Linked DNA regions of Homo sapiens: region 2 is linked to region 1. Evidence: read pairs that join two places in POLR2A ChIA-PET (ENCODE). Cell type or tissue: IMR-90. All regions are shown on one strand. Links, peaks and the distances in the headings refer to the core of each region. The heading gives the core; the rest is flanking DNA.

Evidence for each region. Peaks named below come from ENCODE experiments on the same cell type or tissue, not always from the same donor. Only the 100,000 strongest peaks of a DNase experiment are listed, where the experiment ranks them.
Region 2: POLR2A ChIA-PET joins it to region 1 with 11 read pairs; 3 of 35 experiments call an interaction of 5 or more read pairs at or near these places.

Annotation. Positions count from the first base shown.
Region 1 is chr6:42,234,257-42,244,879 of GRCh38, reverse strand. It overlaps TRERF1 (transcriptional regulating factor 1), which reads left to right. Exons shown (of 18, transcript NM_001395490.1): 15 at 1,519-1,632; 16 at 8,469-8,675. It overlaps LOC105375061 (a long non-coding RNA gene), which reads right to left. Exons shown (of 4, transcript XR_001744122.2): 2 at 10,380-10,520; 3 at 9,812-10,086; 4 at 8,376-8,464. Among named protein-coding and RNA genes, the nearest start is that of MRPS10, 22 kb to the right of the region's middle. RefSeq lists enhancers at 2,428-3,010, 8,223-8,382. In IMR-90, for the core only: no CTCF peak of the experiment used is centred there; no DNase peak of the experiment used is centred there; H3K27ac peaks cover 667 bases.
Region 2 is chr6:42,991,606-43,002,228 of GRCh38, reverse strand. The region is part of intron 2 of PPP2R5D (protein phosphatase 2 regulatory subunit B'delta); the gene reads right to left. Among named protein-coding and RNA genes, the nearest start is that of PPP2R5D, 12 kb to the right of the region's middle. In IMR-90, for the core only: a CTCF peak has its summit at 5,436 (motif pointing left); no DNase peak of the experiment used is centred there.

The DNA.
Region 1 (10,623 bases), core at 1,541-9,540:
ATGAACTAAACAAAGGAATGTTTCTGTCTTAAGATGCATAGACCTTTGCCTGTTTGGGGTTGAATAGGGCAAGGCCCATTTCCTGCAAAACCTAAGCTCTGTCATCATAACTTTTGCCTTATATTCCTATTCCATTACTAAGGAACATTTCTCATAAGCATATTTTGAAGGTCAAGTTAGAGACATTCAAGCATATTAAATGAAAAAGCAGCTGCTTTATGGGTTAAAAAAATGAGTAAGTCTGTAAGGACTGATCTGAAAAAATTTCCAAGCTATATTGAGAAAAAAATCAAGTTGCAAAGCAGTATTTATAGTGTGCTCCCTTTTGTGAGGAAAGATGGTGGGGGAGGGAATATATTTTTGTGTGTGCTGGTACATGCATTAGAAAATTCTGGAGGCCAGGCACAGTGGCTCACACCTGTAATCCCAGCACTTTGGGAGGCCAAGGCAGGCGGATCACCTGAGGTCGGGAGTTCGAGACCAGCCTGACCAACATGTAGAAACCACGTCTCTACTAAAAATACAAAATTAACTGGGCGTGGTGGTGCATGCCTGTAATCCCAGCTACTCAGGAGGCTGAGGCAGGAGAATCGCTTGAACCCAGGAGGTGGAGGTTGTGGTGAGCCGAGATCGTGCCATTGCACTCCAGCCTGGGCAACGAGAGTGAAACTCCATCTCAAAAAAAGAAAAAAATTCTGGAATGGGTGTTGTGACTCAATGCCTGTAATGCCAGCAATTTGGGAGGCCCAGGCAGGAGGATCACTTGAGGTCAGGAGTTCGAGACTAGCCTGGCCAACATGGTGAAACCCCATCTCTACTAAAAATAGAAAAAAATGAGCCAGGTGCGGTGGCGGGTGCCTGTAATCCCAGCTACTTGGGAGGCTAAGGCAGGAGAATTGCTTGAATCTCGGAGGTGGAGGTTGCAGTGAGCCAAGATGGTGCCACTGCACTCCAGCCTCGGCAACAGAGCAAGACTCCATCTCAAAAAAAAAAAAAAAAAGGCTGGGCGCAGTGACTCACGCCCGTAATCCCAGTGCTTTGGGAGGCCGAGGTGGGCGGATCACGAGGTCAGGAGATCAAGACCATCCTGGCTAACACAATGAAACCCCGTCTCTACTAAAAATACAAAAAATTAGCCGGGCATGGTGGCGGATGCCTGTAGTCCCAGCTACTCGGGAGGCTGAGGCAGGAGAATGGTGTGAACCTGGGAGGCAGAGGTTGCAGTGATCCGAGATTGCGCCACTGCACTCCAGCCTGGGCGACAGAGCAAGACTCCGTCTCAAAAAAAAAAAAAAAATCTGGAATGGTAGCCAAAGAAATTAATGCAAGGGGCTACCTGTGTTGCAGGGTGAGGGGTAAGGACAGGCGTGTGAAGGAGGCCTTTCACCAGGTACATTTTTTTCTTGAACTGTACAAACTTGTTTATTACCCTATTACAAAATTAAATATTCAAAAATGCTTGCTACCTTTGCTCTCTGCCCATTGCTGGAGCTAACCTTGAGTTCGCTTTCCCGGCAGGTGAAGTCCAAGACGGTGGCTCAGTGCGTGGAGTACTACTACACGTGGAAAAAGATCATGCGGCTGGGGCGGAAACACCGGACACGCCTGGCAGAAATCATCGACGATTGTGTGGTGAGTGAAGCTGCTAAGTTGTTGCTTGTGCTGGGACAGCTCCCACCCCAGGCCCAGGTTAGTAAGTAGCTGGTGTTTGGTTTGGCTTTGCTGCCAAGATAGCCAGAGGAAGGAGGTGACAACAGCCCAGCTCTCCTGCAGGATTCAGGACCTACCCTCCTGAGTAGGTTTAAAGGAAAGAAGTCCATAGGTTTGGCCTGTAGCTCAGTGTTCAGAAACAGAGGTGAGGGCTGGTGCCCGCTTCAAGGCAGCTAGGAGCCAGAAGAATTAAACCAAGGATGGTCCCAGCCTTGGGTTTGTTGGTTTATGATTGGGTGGTGTCCTGACCCCCTGGAATATTCTTTTTTGATCTTTCCATGTCATAGATGCTACTGACCTGAGCCCATAATGTGCCTCAGAAAGGGTCCCTGGGATTTTGCCACAGTCTGTAAAGCATGAGCAAGAGGAGCTTTGACCTCTAGGTAGTGCCAGGAACCCTCCATCATTAAGGAACTAATTCGCTGCATGTAGATGATTCTAATCCTTACATCACCATTATCCCTGGTATTGATTTCCTTCATTAGCAGACAGTCCACAGTCAACTGCACATTAAGTACGTACCAAAGACACAAGAAGACCTAACTAGTCTCTGAACCCTGTATGTGTGGCTTTGATGATTACTATCACTTGTGATCCTTGCAATTAACTCTCCACCCTGCATCCATAGCCATGGGAAATCTCCTTTTCACACTCTGTGGAAAACATTACCTACCATATATGTGTATATAAAAATTATGTCTGACATTACTAAACTCTAGCTTTTGTCACCATCAGTGAAAGTATTGGGAATTCATGAATTATGTAAATATTTGAAATTATATTTTCATTCCCAATTGTGCCCCAGTTGTAAGGGTTAGCACATGTATGTGTGTTATTTTCTTTAACAGACAGTGAAACAGCAGTTTTCATGTGCCAGGCATTGTGTTAGGGACTTTATAAATATTGACTCATTTAATCCAATGTAATTCATTTAATACCAATTCTATGCAGTAGGAAACTGAAGCACAGAGCTTAAGCAAATTGGCCATAGTCACACAGCTGCTGAGCGTGTTGTTAAGCCTGATTCCCTTGTGTAGTTAAGAGCAGTCAGATGCAAATTTTCTTTTGTTTGTTTGAGACAGGGTCTCACTTTGTCGCTCAGGCTAGAATGCAGCGGCATGATCATAGCTCACTACAGCCTCAACTTCTTGGGCTCAAGCAATCCTCCCACCTCAGCCACCTGAGTAGCTGGGACTACAGGCACACACCACAACGCCCCACTCATATTTTAATTTTTTGTAGAGACAACGTCTCACTTTGTTGCCCAGGCTGTTCTCAGACTCCTGAGCTTAAGCAGTCCTCCTGCCTTGGCTTCCCAAAGTGCTGGGATTACAGGCTCACCCCTGTAATCTCAGGCCACTGCACCTGGCCACACATTTTCTTAAAGAAGTATAAAAAATTTGGACTTGGCCAGGCACGGTGGCTCAAACCTGTAATCCCAGCAGTTTGGGAGGCCAAGGTGGGCAGATCATCTAAGGTCAGGAGTTCGAGACCAGCCTGGCTAACATGGTGAAACCCATTTCTAATAAAAATACAAAAAATTAGCCAGGCGTGGTAGCACACACCTGTAATCCCAGCTACTCGGGAGGCTGAGGCAGGAGGATCGCTTGAACCCAGGAGGCAGAAGTTGCGGTGAGCCGAGATTGCACCATTGCACTCCAGCTTGGGCAACGAGAGCAAAACTCCATCTGAAAAAAAAAAATTGGACTCATTAATGCTTCAAAGCCTATGCTTCTAACTAATAATTGATCCTAGCTATGAAATATACATACATAAATACATTTATATTTGAGCCCAAATAACAGAGAAAGTAGAAATCTGTAGAATAGAATGGTATTGCTATTTTTTTCAATCAGAGATGGCAGTATTCTACATTCAGGATTTCTTGTGACCAGGGCTTTTGTTTGACTCATTTAAGTAGTGATGTATGATATCAGAATAGTCTTTTGCTCGTTTGTGGCCTAATGTTTTAAAAAACATGTGATCACCCAGGCACTGTGGCTCACACCTGTAATCCCAGCACTTTGGGAGGCCAAGGTAGGTGGATCACGAGGTCAGGAGATCGAGACCACCCTGGCCAACATGGTGAAACCCCATCTCTACTAAAAAATTAACTGGACGTGGTAGTGCACGCCTGTAGTCCCCACTATTCAGGAGGCTGAGGCAGGAGAATTGCCTGAACCCGGGAGGTGGAGGTTGCAGTGAGCAGAGATTGCGCCACCGTACTCCAGCCTGGGCAACAGAGTGAGACTACATCTCAGAAAAAAAAACAAAAAACAAAAAACAGTATGCTCTCCTCCAGTTCAGTCAACTAAAAGCAGTTGAACTCCCACAATGTAAACAGCAATGTGTATGTAGTGCTGTGGGTAACCCGGGATGTTAAATGGCCCTTCCCTCCTCTCCCCCGACCACACAGAACATATGTCCTTGTTGGGAAGATATAACACATGTAAGTGGAAATACACCATGAACCCCAAGAGTGTTTAAAAGCAGTATGCAATGAGATCCAGAAAGTCTTAGATGCAGCGTTAAGGACTCTTTCACCCAATTTCACCATTTTACAGGAAGAAAGTTGAGACCCAGAGAGAGGAAGGGGCTTGCCCCAGGTCACACAGAGCATTGCTTTCCAAATGAGTAGAAGAGACAGTAAACAAGGAAGCACAAAGATTCCTAGCCTTGAAGACCTAGGCTTTGCTCCTAGGCTTGCTGGTCTGTAAAATGGCCAGATGATTTAAATGATTTAGAAAGTCCCTTCCAATTCTGGAATGTTCTGGGCTCTGTCAGTGCCGTGTTTTGGAAGAGGGGCAAAATCAGAGAATATGGTCTTCTAAGGTAAATTGGTGTATCTTAGGCTTGGGTGTTATCAAGTGCCTAGGACAGTGCACAGTGCCTGGCATAATACAGTCACTCAATAAATGTTTGTTAAATGAATGAGTGAATATTTTTCGAAGATAGGAGTTGCTCTGATTCATAAACATTCCTTCTGTGAATTCACTGGAGGGAGATGGAATGAACAAGGGGATGCTGAGCAGAGGAGTGACACTAACAAAGATGTTTCCACACAAGGCAGAGGCACCGTCTCGGACTGCCTGGGCTTCGAAGATGGGTAGGGAGACCCAGGCCGGCGTGAAGCTTCAGATTAAGGAGGAGAGGGTAAGAGGGTGCCCAAGGGGCCACACCCTCTTGGGTTTATTCACCAGGAGCCAGTGTTAGGCTGGGCCAGGAGTGTCCACACCCTCATTACTTGTGAGCTTAGGGAGAGCAAAAGGCTTATGTGCAGAGATGACTCAGGCCCACAAAAAAAAAACAAGAAAATCTTGATTAAAGGCCAATATGGCAGCTCACAGCTCCTTTGTGGGCACTGTGTGCACAGTCAGCCTTCTAAGCATAGTTTGCCGAGTGGAGATGAAAAATTGGGATCATGGGGATCCTGGGGAGGGTGCGCCTGGGGAGGGTGTGCAAGGCACAGTCCTAAGATGTGGTCCTACTCTTTGTCCTCGGGGCCTGCCTGGGACACCTGGGATAGCTCTCCTGATCATGTATCTTCAATGTTTTACGTAAGGGCGGGTGACCATTTCCCTCCAGATGGAACATGAAGGAACATGCTCAGGTGGTTCAGGGATTATTGAGGACTTGAGAGGGGAAAAGAAGGAGGTTTGAAAGGAATGATTGCCCTTTAGCTAAGTAGCCGGGAGGTCAACAGAGCACAGCTGCTCACTCAGCAGGGGCAGTGTGACTGGAAGCAGAGGCAGGGAGCCAAGATGGGTTCTGTTAATGAGGTGAGAGGAGAAGGTGCTGGCCACACCTTCCTGTCCCCTGCCTGTGCTCATGCTCCCCGACTCAGGACAAATATATGGGGCTGGCTGTGATCAAAATTTAGCACAATTCAAGAAACCAACTGAGGCAGTTAACTGACTGTGGAAAACAGCAATCAGGGCTCCAAGGGCAAAGGTAGAACTCACCATGATGTCAGCACAGTTACCTACAGCACAGTCCATTGATGGGGGCCTTGGGAAACATCCTCCTTCCCTTTGGCATTTCAAAGCAGCTGGTTCCAGTAATATTGAGAGATTTAGGATCTCTAAGCCATTTACAGATGGATAAACATGCACCTGTGGACATGTGCAGCCAGACCAAAGAGTGAAGAAGGTTGAGGTTTTGGAATAAGATAGGCCAGGTTTTGAATCTCAGTTCAACTTTTTTACCAGCTGTGTGACCTTGAGAAACTTATTTATTGGGTCAATTTCCTCATTTGTTTAAAAATGAAAAAATTTTACAGTGTTATGAGAACTAGAAATTGTGTGTGTGTGTGTGTGTGTGTGTGTGTGTGTGTGAAATGCATGATTCTCAGCAGGCATTCAATGTTGTCATCGTCATCATTATTATTAGTGACTAACACACAAATTTGTGTCTTTGAGCAGATTTGGGTTGTTGAGCATTTGTATTCTGACTTACCAATTTCTCATAATATGAATTCCATTTGCATGCTTGGGAAATAAAAATATCCTCCTCAAGAAACTCTTATTGTGGACACTCGAGGGTCTGAGCACCATGTTAAATGTATGGCCTCCTCCCCACCCCCATATTTGCCCACCTTCTAATTTTGGAATATAGTAAGTGTTTTGTTTCACAATATATCATAAAATGACCAACTTGTTGTTACGAAGTTCTACATGTTAAGATTTTTGTTCTTGTATTTTTGTATCTCTTAGTCACTTTGGTGAGCCATGTGGTTTGATGGTAAATCATTTTGTGATTTATAGATTGCCAGTTGAAATAACACCTATCTAAATTCCTGAGACATACATAATCATGGTACAGTGTGACTTATAATTTTGTGGCTATATGGAACATTTCTTCTAAGAATGTTTAAGCCAAACAATGGCATTGTGAGAAAATTGTCATTATAACAAATACCATGAAACAAATGGCATTGTCATCTGTTGTGTGTAATTATTTTTAAATGCCAAACTGTAGGCCATGGGCTACTTAATGTTTGAGACCACAAAGTCCCAGTTTGACATAACATGGTTTTACCTGAAACTCTTTGGGGTGGAAAGATGGTGGAGTCTTACAGAAATAAGACCACCTAAGTGAAATCAACCTGTATGTTCTATACTAGTAAGAGGCTGGCTGCTTAGATCATAAACCACTTTGTCAAATGTACTAGGCCTACATCAGTGTTCACTGAGGTCTTCTAACAAATGTGATCATTACTAATTAATCCTGTTTACCAATGGAAACTGAAGCCATTTCTTAAATACACCCTGTTCATACTGCATCGCAAGTATACATGTATGTGATATTAAATAAGGACAATACTGAAACAGTGAGGGGCTACTAAATGCCACATACATACTGGCATTGTCTCCCTCTCTCACACACACACCCCAAATCCAAACTGTAGAGAGGAAGCTTATGTTTTCTGGGTCCTAGGGTATCACTACTTTCAGAAATCTTTATCCTTCTTGGAAAGTCTTGCTTCTGGGCTTTAAGAATCATAGGCTCCCCAGACTTATATCACTGTCAGGGGTAGAGTAGACTGGAACCCACGTGCATTAAGTGATGAGTTATGCAGAGAGCCTAGCAGAGACAAATGACCTGCCAGGTCAGGGGCAGCTGGACATGCCTTTTCCTTCCTCGTTTATAAAACGACAGGTCTGTTTACAGCCTATTCGGTGGCATAGTAAATGTGAAAGCACTTTGTAAACTGTAAAATAAAAGCTGAAATGAGGCTGATTGGTCCTCAGCCCTTTTGGGGCCTGCAGGAGCCAGCAGCCCTCACCCCTACCCTGGGAAGGTTGGAGAGAGCAGAATAAAGTAGTTAAGCAAGGGGAGAATGAGAGCCTCCTGGATCGTTGCCCTTCCATCCCAGCACACCCAGGGCACCCACTCCAAGCTATTCCAGTAACTTACTATTCTGTTAACCTTGAGGAGGGCAGGGACCTTCTGCTTAATTCTCCACATGGCTGCTGTTCTGAAGTGGGGAGAGTGGCCATAGAAGCAGAGGAGATCATTATTCATAGGAAAAGTTTTTCTTGTTCTTTTTCATTAAATGCCTCTGGTAGGAGAAAATGAATAAATAGAAACATTGAATACACTGCTTTTTCTAAGCCCATGGTCAGAGACAAAAGGAAAAGCACATGACAAATAAAAGGGAATCTCCCCTTCCATTTTCTCTCCTTTCACTCTATTTTCTGACAAGACCAGAGTGGAGCTCCCCTTGAGTCACGTGCTTTCTGCACACCGCAGGTCAAATCCAGTATCTTGCATGGTGTGTTATAAAGCCTCTAAAACAAATCAGCACAGGTCCTTCTTTAGTCTCTCTCCAAGGGGGATTCCATGGTATTGTTATTGCTGGAAACCCCTCTTCACCTCTGTGAGGAGACAGAGCTACTTACAGGCAGGACGCAGCCTGAGTTTTAGTCATTTTAAGATCTGATAGTCTCGAACAAGGTGGGGAATCCTTGCATGTAGAAATTGCTCCTCTCTGCCTCACCATATCTTTATATAAGTGATGAGGGGTCCCGAAGTGGGGCAGGGGACTTACTTCCTTGACCTCGAAGTCCTAAGCATCCGGAGACCAACCTTTTGAGGATCACGCCTAACAGGCTCTGTCCACCATTCCTTATGCAGAAAGAAAGGAACACAGCGCCAGCATCCTGCCCCTCTCTCCTCTGTTGATCTGTGAGTTCTGTTCATCACTAAGAATGCCATTTGGGGATTTTCCCCTCTTGCTTTTATTACCTTAACACTAGACAAGTGAAGAAGAAGAAGAGTTAGAGGAGGAGGAGGAGGAGGACCCGGAAGAAGATAGGAAATCCACAAAAGAAGAAGAGAGTGAGGTGCCGAAGTCCCCGGAGCCACCACCCGTCCCCGTCCTGGCTCCCACGGAGGGGCCGCCCCTGCAGGCCCTGGGCCAGCCCTCAGGCTCCTTCATCTGTGAAATGCCCAACTGTGGGGCTGTAAGTGTGTCTGTGTCGTCTGGGGATCTGGGACAAGTGAGAGCCATATAGCTGTGCCTGGCTTTAAGAGATGATGTATTTTCGAGAGTGCTCTTCCAACAGTCACAGTTTGGCAGAGGGTGCTCCATGTTGCCATTGTTTTCTGCTTCATTTGGCCAACAGGTATTTACAGAGTGTGTGTTCTGTGTCAAGCATGATGCTGCGTGTTGGAGAACACAGAGAAGGCCCCCATGCCCAGGAGTGTGTGATTCCAAGCTCTGCAGTGAGCGTGGCCTCCAAAACATACATTCCACATTTCCTGGAGCCTCTGCATTCCCCTGGGCTGTGTGTCACACAAGCTTGTGCCCTGTCAACATGCATTTAAATGTACTAGGAGAGCCTGCTGACAAAGATCATCCTTTTATGACATAATTACTTGCCCTACCTCCTGCAATTTTACCTATTTAGAAGGTTTTGCATTTCACATTTCATAAAGTGTTACTAATCGAAATGTCACTAATTTAAAATTGAGAACACTGTTACAAAGATTTAACTAAAGTTTATCTTTGTACTCTATGGTGGAGAAAAAAAAGATTTACTAAAAGTAAATTAATCATATAAACAGGCTGAAAGGGAGTGTGTGTAAATACAGAGGCTACTACTTTTCAAGAATATTAGAAGCATAATTTAGCTAAAATAAAACAAGTTCACCATGTGGTCATTCTTAGCACTAAAGAAAGACCTTACGGTATCTGTGCTGGCCTTGTCTAAGGCTCCATATGTATTTTAAAGGATATTTTTAAAGGTTATTTCTCAATCTCCCGCTGGTCTGCCACTAGTCTGAATTGGTGAGCTTTTCCCAAATCAGGTTTCTTAAGGCCAGGCACACCTGTATAGGCAAGTTCTAGAGGGATTACCCCTCAAAATAATGTTGCCCCTTGCAGAGGAAGCCCATTTTCCTTAAGTCAGTGTGCTTGTCTTTGCTCATACATGATATAGGACAGTGCTGTTCTCCAGAGTGTACTGAATGCTGCTTACCTGTCACTTAGATGGAGAAAGCAACAGTCTTTAAAATATTTAGATCCTAAAGCAGAAATTCATTTGATTTGCATTTAAGAAAAAATGAAAATTAAAAAAAAAACAAAAAAGATACATACATTTTGCATTCACTTTGAAGAGAACAGAAGAGATTGCTGGCTTGTTTTCCATCTTTGATGTTTAATGACCTGGCCATTTTGTATAGAGTGTTCACTGCAGCATGATTGCGATAATGACTTTAAGTGATGGTATTTCTTGGTGAATTTGTTCAGAAATTAGATGCCTCCTCAAATCATAGCTCTATGTACAATAAGTTGTGTACCAAATGGAAGTTATCTTTTACTTTTTCCCATCAAATGCTCAGCAAGTTAGATATTTTTCTGTTCCAATTTTTCTGTACATAAGGGAAAAGATATTTTTTAATGACTTTTAAAAATCACAGTGGAAAAAGCGTGCTGGTTTTATTTTATTCCTTGCCTAACGATGGAGGCTTTGGTTGCTAAGTCAGCGATAGGTTTTTTCCTATGTAAGAAAATAACCAGAGCTTGGCCAGGCGCGGTGGCTCACGCCTGTAATCCCAGCACTTTGGGAGGCTGAGGCAGGTGGATCACAAGGTCAAGAGATCAAGACCATCCTGGCCAACATGGTGAAACCCCGTCTCTACTATACTAAAAATACAAAACTTACCTGGGCGTGGTGGTGCGCGCCTGTAGTCCCAGCTACTTGGGAGGCTAAGGCAGGAGAATCGCTTAAACCCAGGAGGCAGAGGTTGCGGTAAACTGAGATCATGCCACTGCACTCCAGCCTGGTGACAGAGTGAGACTCCATCTGAAAAAAAAAAAACAAGCAAACAAACAAACAAAAAAAACAGAGATCATAAACTTAATACAGCAACTACTACAGCTAGACAGCCCAGTAGGTACTCCCCTTA
Region 2 (10,623 bases), core at 987-8,986, 760 kb before region 1:
TCATGCCATTGCACCCCAGCCTGGGTGATAGGGCGAGACTCCGAATCAAAAAAAAAAAAAAAGAACAACCAAACCCTTATCTGTGGAGCTTGGTGCTCAATAACACCTTGGGCCAGACTGCCTGCCTGGGTTCAATCCTGGCTCGCCACTTATTAGCTGAGTAATATCCAGAAAGTCTGCACCTCAGTTTTCTCATCTACAAAATGGGATGACAACCATACCTACCTTATAGCACTATCGTAAGGATAGAGATGAACAGTTCCTCGCACTAAAGAAGCATTTTTTTTTTTTTTGAGACAGAGTCTGGCTCTGTCACGCACTAAAGAAGCATTTTTTTTTTTTTGAGACAGAGTCTGGCTCTGTCACCCGGCTGGAGTGCAGTGGCGCAATCTCAGCTCACTGCAACCTCTGCCTCCCGGGTTCAAGCAATTCTCCTGCCTCAGCCTCCGGAGTAGCTGAGATTACAGGTGCGTGCCACCACGCCCGGCTAATTTTTTGTCGTATTTTTAGTAGAGACGGAATTTCACCATGTTAGCCAGGCTGATCTCGATCTCCTGACCTCATGATCCGCCCGCCTCAGCCTCCCAAAGTGCTGGGATTACAGGTGTGAGCCACCGTGCCCAGCCCTAAAGAAGCATTTTATAAGAGGTACCTTCTACTACCACCACTACTATTACTATTATTTCCCATATCCAGGTTTTAGGAATGCAGCCTAGAATCTCCTTCCTATGCTAGCACAACTCAAATGTTCCGTTGAGTCCATTATCCTCATTTAAAAATGGGGGATCCTGGCCGGGCACAGTGGCTCATGCCTGCAATCCCAGCACTTTGGGAGGCCGAGGCAGGTGGATCACCTGAGGTTGGGAGTTCAAGACCAGCCTGACCAACATGGAGAAACCCCAACTCAACTAAAAATACAGTTAGCCGGGCGAGGTGGCGCATGCCTATAATCCCAGCTACTCGGGAGGCTGAGGCAGGAGAATTGCTTGATCTTGGCAATGAGCTGAGATCATGTCATTGCACTCCACCCTAGGTAACAAGAGTGAAACTCTGTCTCAAAAAAGAAAAAGAAAAGGAAGAAAATCAGGAACCTAGGAAATCACTGCATCTTCCAAGACTCAGTTTAAGTCCCACCTTCTTCCAAAAAGTCTTCTCAGATCTTTCCAGCCCTTGGGTGTCACCCCCTCTTTTTGATACCACTTGTCTCTTCCCTTGGCGCTGTGACTGCTCACCCCCTAGTGACACCTCTTAGTCTCTTCATGTGTCATTCCCCTAACTAGATGGCAAGTCCTTTGAAAGCCAGGACCCTGTTTGTACCCCTCTGGGTGCCCCCAGCACTAACACCTAATAGGAATTCAATGAAGGTTTGGTTGGTTGGTTGACCAGGAGCCAAAGCTCTCAGGTCCTGCCCAGGCTCCTCCCCACAGACTCTTCCTCTCCTGCCCCAACTCAGGAATCCTCAGAACAGGGGGCTATACAGCATTAGGAGCAGAGTCTGAAGGAGAAACATCAGTGATACTAGGGTGAGGGGCTCAGTGCCAACCTGACAACAAGACTCCATCCTTCCAGGTAAGATGCAGACACCCTGTACTTCCACACACCTCACACTGAGGAGGCAGCCAGAGAGGGGCATTCTTCCCAGAAAGGGAAAAGGAAGGCCTCAATGTTTTCTGCTAACAAGAAGGTAGCCAGGCACGGTGGCTCATGCCTGTAATCCTAGCACTTTTGGAGGCCAAGGCGGGTGGATCACTTGAGGTCAGGAGTTCAAGACCAGCCTGACCAACATGGTGAAACCCTGAGTCTACTAAAAATGCAAAAAAACAATTAGCTGGGTGTGGTGGTGCACGCCTGTAGCCCCAGCTACTCAGGAGGCTGAGATGGGAGAATTGCTTGAACCCAGGAGGCAGAGGATGCAGTGAGCCAAAATCACACTACTGCACTGCAGCTTGGGATTCAGAGCAAGACTCTATCTCAAAAAAAAAAAAAAAAAAAGGTGGCCAGACGTGGTGGCTCACGCCTGTAATCCCAGCACTTTGGCAGGCCAAGGTGGCTAGATCAGGAGGTCAGGAGTTCGAGACCAGCCTGGCCAACATGGTGAAACCCCGTCTCTACTAAAAATACAAAAATTAGCTGGGCGTGGTGGCGGGCGCCTGTAATCCCAGCTATTCCGGAGGCTGAGGCAGGAGAATCGCTTGAACCTGGGAGGCGGAGGTTGCAGTGAGCCGAGCTCACGCCACTGCACTCTAGCATGGGCGACAGAGCAAGACTCCATCTCAAAAAAAAAGAGGTGGCAGGACTAGATCAGTGGTTTCCCAACGATTATTCCGGTAAGGTTTAGAGAGAACAGGGGGTCTTATGCTCCACCAATGGCCAGGCATGGTGGCTTATGCCTGCAATCCCAGCTCTTTGGGAGGCCGAGGCGGGCAGATCACCTGAGGTCAGGAGACCAGCCTGGCCAACATAGCAAAACCCTATCTCTACTAAAAATACAAAAAATTAGCCAGGCGTGATGGTGGGGGCCTGTAATCCGAGCTACTCAGGAGGCTGAGGTGGGAGAATCACTTGAACCTGGGAGACAGAGGTTGCAGTGAGCCGAAATCGTGCCACTGCAATCCAGCCTGGGCAACAGAATAAGACTCCATCTCAGAAAAAAACAAAACAAAACAAATGAAACAAAATAAAAACCACCCAATGAGCTGATATCTAAGGTCTTTTCTACACTAGCATTGTGTTATTGAAGGCTAGAGTGGCTGGAGAGCAGCTGAATGGGCTTAGTCTGCCCTGCCCCCTACCCCACTGAGCTGCCCTGGTTTATAAGGACCATTGGCTCCCAAGATCCAGACACAAGAAGCATCTGAGAGACAGCTGTTTCTGCCAGCGAAGCCCCTGGCTGCCAAGCCCCAATGAGGTATCCGCTGTCTATTCACCCTTCACTAGGAAACATGCATGTCAGAGGGAGGTGGGGGATATGTCAACTACTCATGGGCATTCAACCATTTCTCTTAAAAGCCCCAGCCACTAACTTGTGCATTCACCTGGGTTGGGGGTAGAAGGCAAGTGAGTCCCCTGAGAAGCTTCTGCAGCCATCAAAGCAGGGGTGGACACTGACCAAAGGCAACTTGGCCAATCTGTCCTCTACTCGCTACTTTGTCCTGCCCAGTTTCACTTCGGGACTCTATTTATTTATTTATTTTGAGACAGGGTCTCACTCTGCCACCCAGGCTGAAGTGCAGTGGTGCAATCTCAGCTCACTGCAACCTCTGCCTCCCAGGCTCAAACGATTCGCCTGCCTGAGCCTCCTGAGTAGCTGGGATTACAGGCGTGCACCACTAGGCCTGGCTAATTTTTGTATTTTCAGTAGAGACGGGGTTTCACCATGTTGGCCAGGCTGGTCTCGAACTCCTGACCTCAAGTGATCTGCCTGCCTCAGCCTCCCAAAGTGCTGGGATTACAGGCGTGAGCCACCGTGCCTGGCCTACTTTTCTGTAGTTTTTGTAGAGACAGGGTTTCACCATGTTGCCCAGGCTGGTCTCAAACTCTGGAGCTCAAGCAATCCACCCGCCTCAGCCTCCCAAAGTGCTGGGATTACAGGTGTGAGCCACCATACCTGGCCCTCACTTCTGGGACTCCATAGAGGCCATCTCTTCTGCCTGAAGTACTACTACTTTCACTTCCAAACTCTCAACAGGATCCATACTCCAAGAAGCCTTCCTAGATTCAGGCCTCCAGCAATCAAGTGGCACTGTGAATTTCCACACGACACTCATACTCAGAAAATTCCAACTAAACGTGCCTACTCTGAACCTATCCTGGTCCAGCCTATTCCGAACACGGCCATCATTAATAATTAAACCCACGCTGGGCACAGTGGCTCATGCCTGTAATCCCAGAACTTTGGGAGGCCGAGGCAGGCAGATCACGAGATCAGGAGTTTGAGACCAGCCTGACCAACATGGTGAAACCCTATCTTTACTAAAAATACAAAAATTAGCTGGGCGTGGTGGCACGCACCTGTATTCCCAGCTACTCAAGAGGCTGAGGCAGGAACATTGCTTGAACCCGGGAGGCAGAGGTTGCAGTGAGCCAGCATCACACCACTGCACTCCAGCCCGGGTGACAGAGTGAGACTCCGTCTCAAAAAAAAAAAAAAAAAAAAAAAAAAAAAAAAAAATATATATATATATATATATATATATATATATATATATATATAAATAAAACCCAAATATTCAAATATAAATAAAGAGATAGGGGCCTGGCATGGCGGCTCACGTCTGTAACCCCAGCACTTTGGGAGGCCAAGGCAGCAGATCACTTGAGAACAGTTCGAGACCAGCCTGGACAATATGGCAAAACCCCGTCTCTACTAAAAATACAGAAGTTGGCTGGGCATGGTGGCTCACCCCTATAATCCCAGCAGTTTGGGAGGCTGAGGTGGGCGGATCGCCTGAGGTCAGGAGTTGGAGACCAGCCTAACCAACATGGTGAAACCCTGTCTCTACTAAAAATACAAAATTAGCTTTTAGTACAAAATGTACTTTTAGTACAAAAATTAGCAGGGCATGGTGGCGGGCGCCTGTAATCTCAGCTACTTGGGAGGTTGAGGCAGGAGAATTGCTTGAACCCGGGAGGTAGATATTGCAGTGAGCTGAGATCGCGCCATTGTACTCCAGCCTGGGCAACAAGAGCGAAACTCCATCTCAAAAAATAAAATAAAATAAAAATAAAAATAAAAACGGCCAGGCACAGTGGCCCACGCCTGTAATCCCAGCACTTTGGGAGGCTGAGGTGGGCAGATCACCTGAGGTCAGGAGTTCAAGACAAGCCTGACCAGCATGGAGAAACCCCATCTCTACTAAAAATACAAAATTAGCCAGATGTGGTGGTGCATGCCTGTAATACCAGCTACTCAGGAGGCTGAGGGAGGAAAATCACTTCAGTCCGGGAGGCGGAGGTTGCAGTGAGCTGAGATCACGCCATTGCACTCCAGCCTGGGAAACAACAGCGAAACTCCGTCTCAAAAAATAAATAAATAAAAATAAATAAAATAAATAAAAATACAAAATTTAGCCGGGCGTGGTAGCGGGCGCCTGTAATCCCAGCTACTCAGGAGGCTGAGACACAAAAATCACTTGAACCCGGGAGGCAGAGGTTGCAGTGAGCCAAGACACTCCAGCCTGGGCAACAAAGGAAGAGTCTGTCTCAAAAATAAATACATAAAAAAACAAAGAGATAACAATATAATTTAAGCACTATAGAAAGTATTTAATATAAGAGAAAGATGAAACATACAATTACCAGAAAAAATGCAAAGATTAAATATTATATCTCTTTTGCATAATGAATTAACTGGCCTAATAAATGAAGATCATTTTAGTTTAAAATCCCAAAAATCAGAGGCCTTCTCTCCAGTAGTGACATCCAGAGCTCCATCTAGTGTTGCTTAATTCTTTCCTTCCTTCAATTATTAACTAAACATCATGCTAAGCATTAAAGATTAAAAGTTTATATGCAAATTCTATACCATAAAAAAAGATTAAAAGGTGACTAAGACATGGCCCTTGCCATCAAAGAGCTCACAGTCCACTAGGCAGGACAGACACAAATGCAGCTAACTGAACAAGGAAAATGCAAGAACAGAGAAGGCTGAGCTGTAAACTCTGCTTGGAAGAATTAGGGAAGATATCCCTGAAGAGGTGGCTTTTGATTTGTTTGTTTTTTTTTCTTTTTTGGCCCTTATTTTTTTTTTATTTTTTTTTATTTTTGAGACGGAGTCTCGCTCTGTCACCCAGGCTGGAGTGCAGTGGCGCCATCTCGGCTCACTGCAAGCTCCGCCTCCCAGTTTCAGCCATTCTCCTGCCTCAGCCTCCCGAGTAGCTGGGACTACAGGCGCCCGCCACCACGCCCGGCTAATTTTTTGTATTTTTTAGTAGAGACGGGGTTTCACCATGTTAGCCAGGATGGTCTCAATCTCCTGACCTCGTGATCCGCCCCGCCTCGGCCTCCCAAAGTGCTGGGATTACAGGTGTGAACCACCGCGCCTGGCCCCTTTTTTGGCTCTTAAAAAATAAACATGAGTTTAAATGGCCGGGTGCAGTGGCTCATGCCTATAATCCCAGCCCTTTGGGAGGCCGAGGCGGGCGGATCACGAGGTCAAGTGATCGAGACCATCCTGGCCAACATGGTGAAACCTCGTTTCTACTAAAAAAAAAAAAAAAAAAAATAGAAAGTCCCAGCTACTCGGGAGGCTGAGGCAGGAGAATGGCGTGAACCCCGGGGGGCGGAGCCTGCAGTGAGCCGAGATGGCGCCACTGCACTCCAGCCTGGGCGACAGTGAGACTGTCTCACTGTCTCACTCTCACAGGCTCGTGCCTGCAGCCCCAGCTACTCGGGGCTGAGGGGAAAAGATCCCTTGAGCCCAGGAGGTTGAGGCTGCAGTGAGCCATGATTGTACCACTGTACTCCAGCCTGGGGAACACAGTGAGACCCAAAAAAAAAAAGGAGAAAAATTAGTTGGGCGTGGTGGTGAGTGCCTGTAGTCCCAGCTACTTGGGAGACTGAGGCAGGAGAATCGCTTGAACCTGGGAGGCAGGGGTTGCAGTGAGCTGAGATCACACCACTGCACTCCAGCCTGGGCGACAGAGCGAGACTCCGTCTCAAAAAAAAAAAAAGAATAAACATGAGTTTAATAGGCAAAAAAAGACACAGGAGAAATAAAGCAGTCCGGGCCAGTGGAACTGCATCTGTGAGCACCCTGAGTCATAAAGGGGTTGTCATATCAGAAGATAGGAAGTTGGGCAGGGCACAGTGGCTCACACCTGTAATCCCAGCACTTTCAGAGGCCAAGGCAGGAGGATTGCTTCGGTCCAAGAGTTCGAGACCAGCCTTAGCAACATAATAAGAAACCTATCTCTACAAAAAATACAAAACTTAGCTGAGCACAGTGGCTCGTGCCTGCAGCCCCAGCTACTCAGGGGGCTGAGGGGAAAAGATCCCTTGAGCCCCAGGAGGTTGAGGCTGCAGTGAGCCATGATTGTACCACTGTACTCCAGCCTGGGGAACACAGTGAGACCCTATCTCCAAAAAAAAAAAAAAAAAAAAAGAAAGAAAAAGTTCGGTGGGACACAAAGGCAGGACTGGTGCTAGAAGAAGAGTGGGGCCAGCTCAGAGGGGTTGAGGGTGCCATGCTAGTGAGTTTGGATTTTAACTTGTAAGCAGTGAGATGCCAAAAATGGTTTTTAAGTAGAGGACTGATAAGACCAAGAAGGTTTTTAGAGTAACAACTCTGGCCTCAGAGAGGACAAGCTGAAGTGTGGGAAAATTTATTCCTCCCTCTGTCCCTACTCCCAGACTCAGGACAGGGCTCAGCACGTAGAGGAGTCTATGACATTAATTTTTTTTTTTTTTTTTGAGATGGAGTTTTGCTCTTGTTGCCCAGGCTGGAGTGCAATGGCGTGATCTTGGCTCACTGCAACCTCTGTCTCCCAGGTTCAAACGATTCTCATGCCTCAGCCTCCCGAGTAGCTGGGATAACAGGCTGGGATTACAGGCATGCCCCACCATGCCCAGCTAATTTTTGTATTATTAGTAGAGATGGGGTTTCACCATGTCGGCCAGGCTGGTCTCTAACTCCCAATCTCAGGTGATCCGCCCGCCTCGGCCTCCCAAAATGCTGGGATTACAGGCGTGAGGACATTGAATTTTTTTTTCCAAGGACAGATCAAGAAAGACCCTTACCTGCAGAGGCAGGTCAGTGGGGTCTCACCTGATCTCCCAAGGCTCCTTTCCATTCTAGGATTCACTTCTAGAATCTTAGAGCCAGCAGTATCACTTCATTCAAGACCACAAGAGACTCCAGAGTCACACAGACCTGGGTTGAATTCCAGCTCTGCCTTACTGCCTTACTGGCTGAATAAAAGCTACTTAACATTTCCTTTTGAGACAAGAGTCTTGCTCTCTCCCCCAAGCTGGAGTGCAGTGGCACAATCTCAGCTCACTGCAACCTCCACCTCCCAGGTTCAAGCAATTCTCCTGCCTCAGTCTCCCAAGTAGCTGGACCATGCCAGGCTAATTTTTGTATTTTTAGTAGAGACAGCGTTTCACCATGTTGGCCAGGCTAGTCTCGAACTCCTGACCTCAGGTGGTCTGCCCTCCTCGGCCTCCCAAAGTGCTGGGATTACAGGCGTGAGCCACTGTGCCCAGTTAACATTTCTAAGCCTCAGTTTCATCTGTGAAATGGGAATAATAATAATAAAGGAATCTCAGGGGAGTATTGTGAAGGTTAAATGAGACAATGTATGCAAAGTACTTAGCACAGTGCCTGGTACATAGTGTTGCACAGTATCCAGTCCCCTACCCCCTCCCCTCACCAAATTCATGTCCACCTAGAATCTGTGAATGTGACCTTACTTGGAAACAGGGTCTTTGCAGATGTAATCAAGTTAAAATGAGATCATACTGGATTGGGGTGAAACCTAAGTCCAATATGACTGGTGTCCTTAGAAGAGGAAAATTTGGACAGAGACAGAGACACATGGAGGAGAATGCTGTGTGAAGACAGAGGCAGAGATTAAAGTGATGCATCTACAAGGAATGCCAAAGATTGTCAAAAGCCACCAGAATCTAGGAGAGAGATGTGGAACAGATTCTTCCTTAGAACCTCAGAAGGACATGGCCCTGCCGACACTAATTTTACAACTTTTGGCCTCCAGAGCTGAGAGAGAATGTATTTCTTTTTTTGTTTGTTTTTTGTTTTTTGAGACAGAGTTTCCCTCTTGTCACCGAGGCTGGAGTGCAATGGCACGATCTCCTCTCACTGCAACCTCCGCCTCCTGGGTTCAAGCAATTCTCCAGCCTCAGCCTCCCCAGTAGCTGGGATTACAGGTGCGCCACCACTACGCCCGGCTAATTTTTGTATTTTTTTTTTTTTTTGAGACGGAGTTTCGCTCTTGTTGCCTAGTCTGGGTTGCAATGGTGCAATATCGGCTCACTGCATCCTCCGGCTCTTGGGTTCAAGCGATTCTCCTGCCTCAGCCTCCCTAGTAGCTGGGATTACAGGCATGTGCCACCACGCCTGGCTAATTTTTGTATTTTTAGTAGAGACAGGGTTTCACTATGTTGGTCAGGCTGGTCTTGAACTCCTGACCTCAGGTGATCCACCCGCCTCGGCCTCCCAAAGTGCTGGGATTACAGGTGTGAGCCACCATGCCCAGCCCAATTTTTGTATTTTTAGTAGAGACAGTGTTTTACCATGTTGGCCACGCTGCTCTCAAACTCCTGACCTCAGGTGATCCACCTGCCTCAGCCTCCCAAAGTGCTGGGATTACAGGTGTGAGCCACCGCACCCAGCCTATTTCTATTGTTTTAAGCCACCCAATTTGTAATAATTTGTTTTGTTTTGTTTTCTTGAGACAAGGTCTCGTTCTGTCACCCAGGCTGGAGTGCAGTGGTACGATCATGGCCCACTGCAGCCTTGAACTCCTGGACTCAAGCGATCCTCCGCCTCAGCCTCCCGTGTGGCTGGAAGTACAGGGGCACATGCCCCCACATCCAGCTAATTTTTTATTTTTTATTTTTTTGTAGAGACAGGGTCTCTGTATGTTGCCCAGGCTGGTGTCAAACTCCTGCCCTCAAGCAATTCTCCCACCTCAGCTTCCCAAAGCATTAGGATTACAGGTGTGAGCCAGCATGCCGGGCTTATTTGTAGTAGTTTATTATGGCTGCCCTAGGAAACTAACACAAAGTAACTGCTCTATAAAATAAATGTCAGCTGCTATAACTATTAGATCAATTAGAAAGGCTCTGGCAAATGCCTGACAGAGCAAAGCTGGCTAGAAGAGCCCAAAATTCCGGACAAGAAAAGGGCAAGGGGGCCGGGCGCGGTGGCTCACATCTGTAATCCCAGCACTTTGGGAGGCCGAGGCGGGTGGATCACGAGGTCAGGAGATCGAGACCATCCTGGCTAACATGGTGAAACCCCATCTCTACTAAAAATACAAAAAATTAGCCAGGCGTGGTGGCGGGAGCCTGTAGTCCCAGCTACTCGGGAGGCTGAGGCAGGAGAATGGCGTGAATCCAGGAGATGGAACTTGCAGTGAGCCAAGATCGCGCCACTGCACTCCAGCCTGGGCGACAGAGCAAGATTCCATCTCAAAAGAAAAAGGGCAAGGGAAGGACTGTGCCAAACAGCTTTTGAAGACCACAGCCTCACATCCTAGCTCCAACTTTTCCCCATACCCCTGCCATACCAGACGTGGGTACATTTCTACAAAATCATGGATAATTCCTGCTGCCATCTCATACCTGTGAACCCTGAGCAGCGTTTCACCAAACAGCCCAAGGTGAACTCAACACCCTCCTTTCCCAGATTGCTTGTAATAGACCCATTGTCTTAGGCATATTTGTTTGAAAGGCAGTGGATAAATCATAGCAGTTGGTCTCAGCATACTCCTTAACCTGTTCAGGCTTCATTTTCCCATCTATGAACTGATAACGTTAGACCCTAAGGTCCTTTTCAGCTCTAATGTGAAATTGGTGCATTTGTTCATTCACTCGTTCACTCATTCACTCACTAATACATTCAAATGCTGGGTGCTTCTGCTGTGTCAGGCCCTTCAGGAGTGA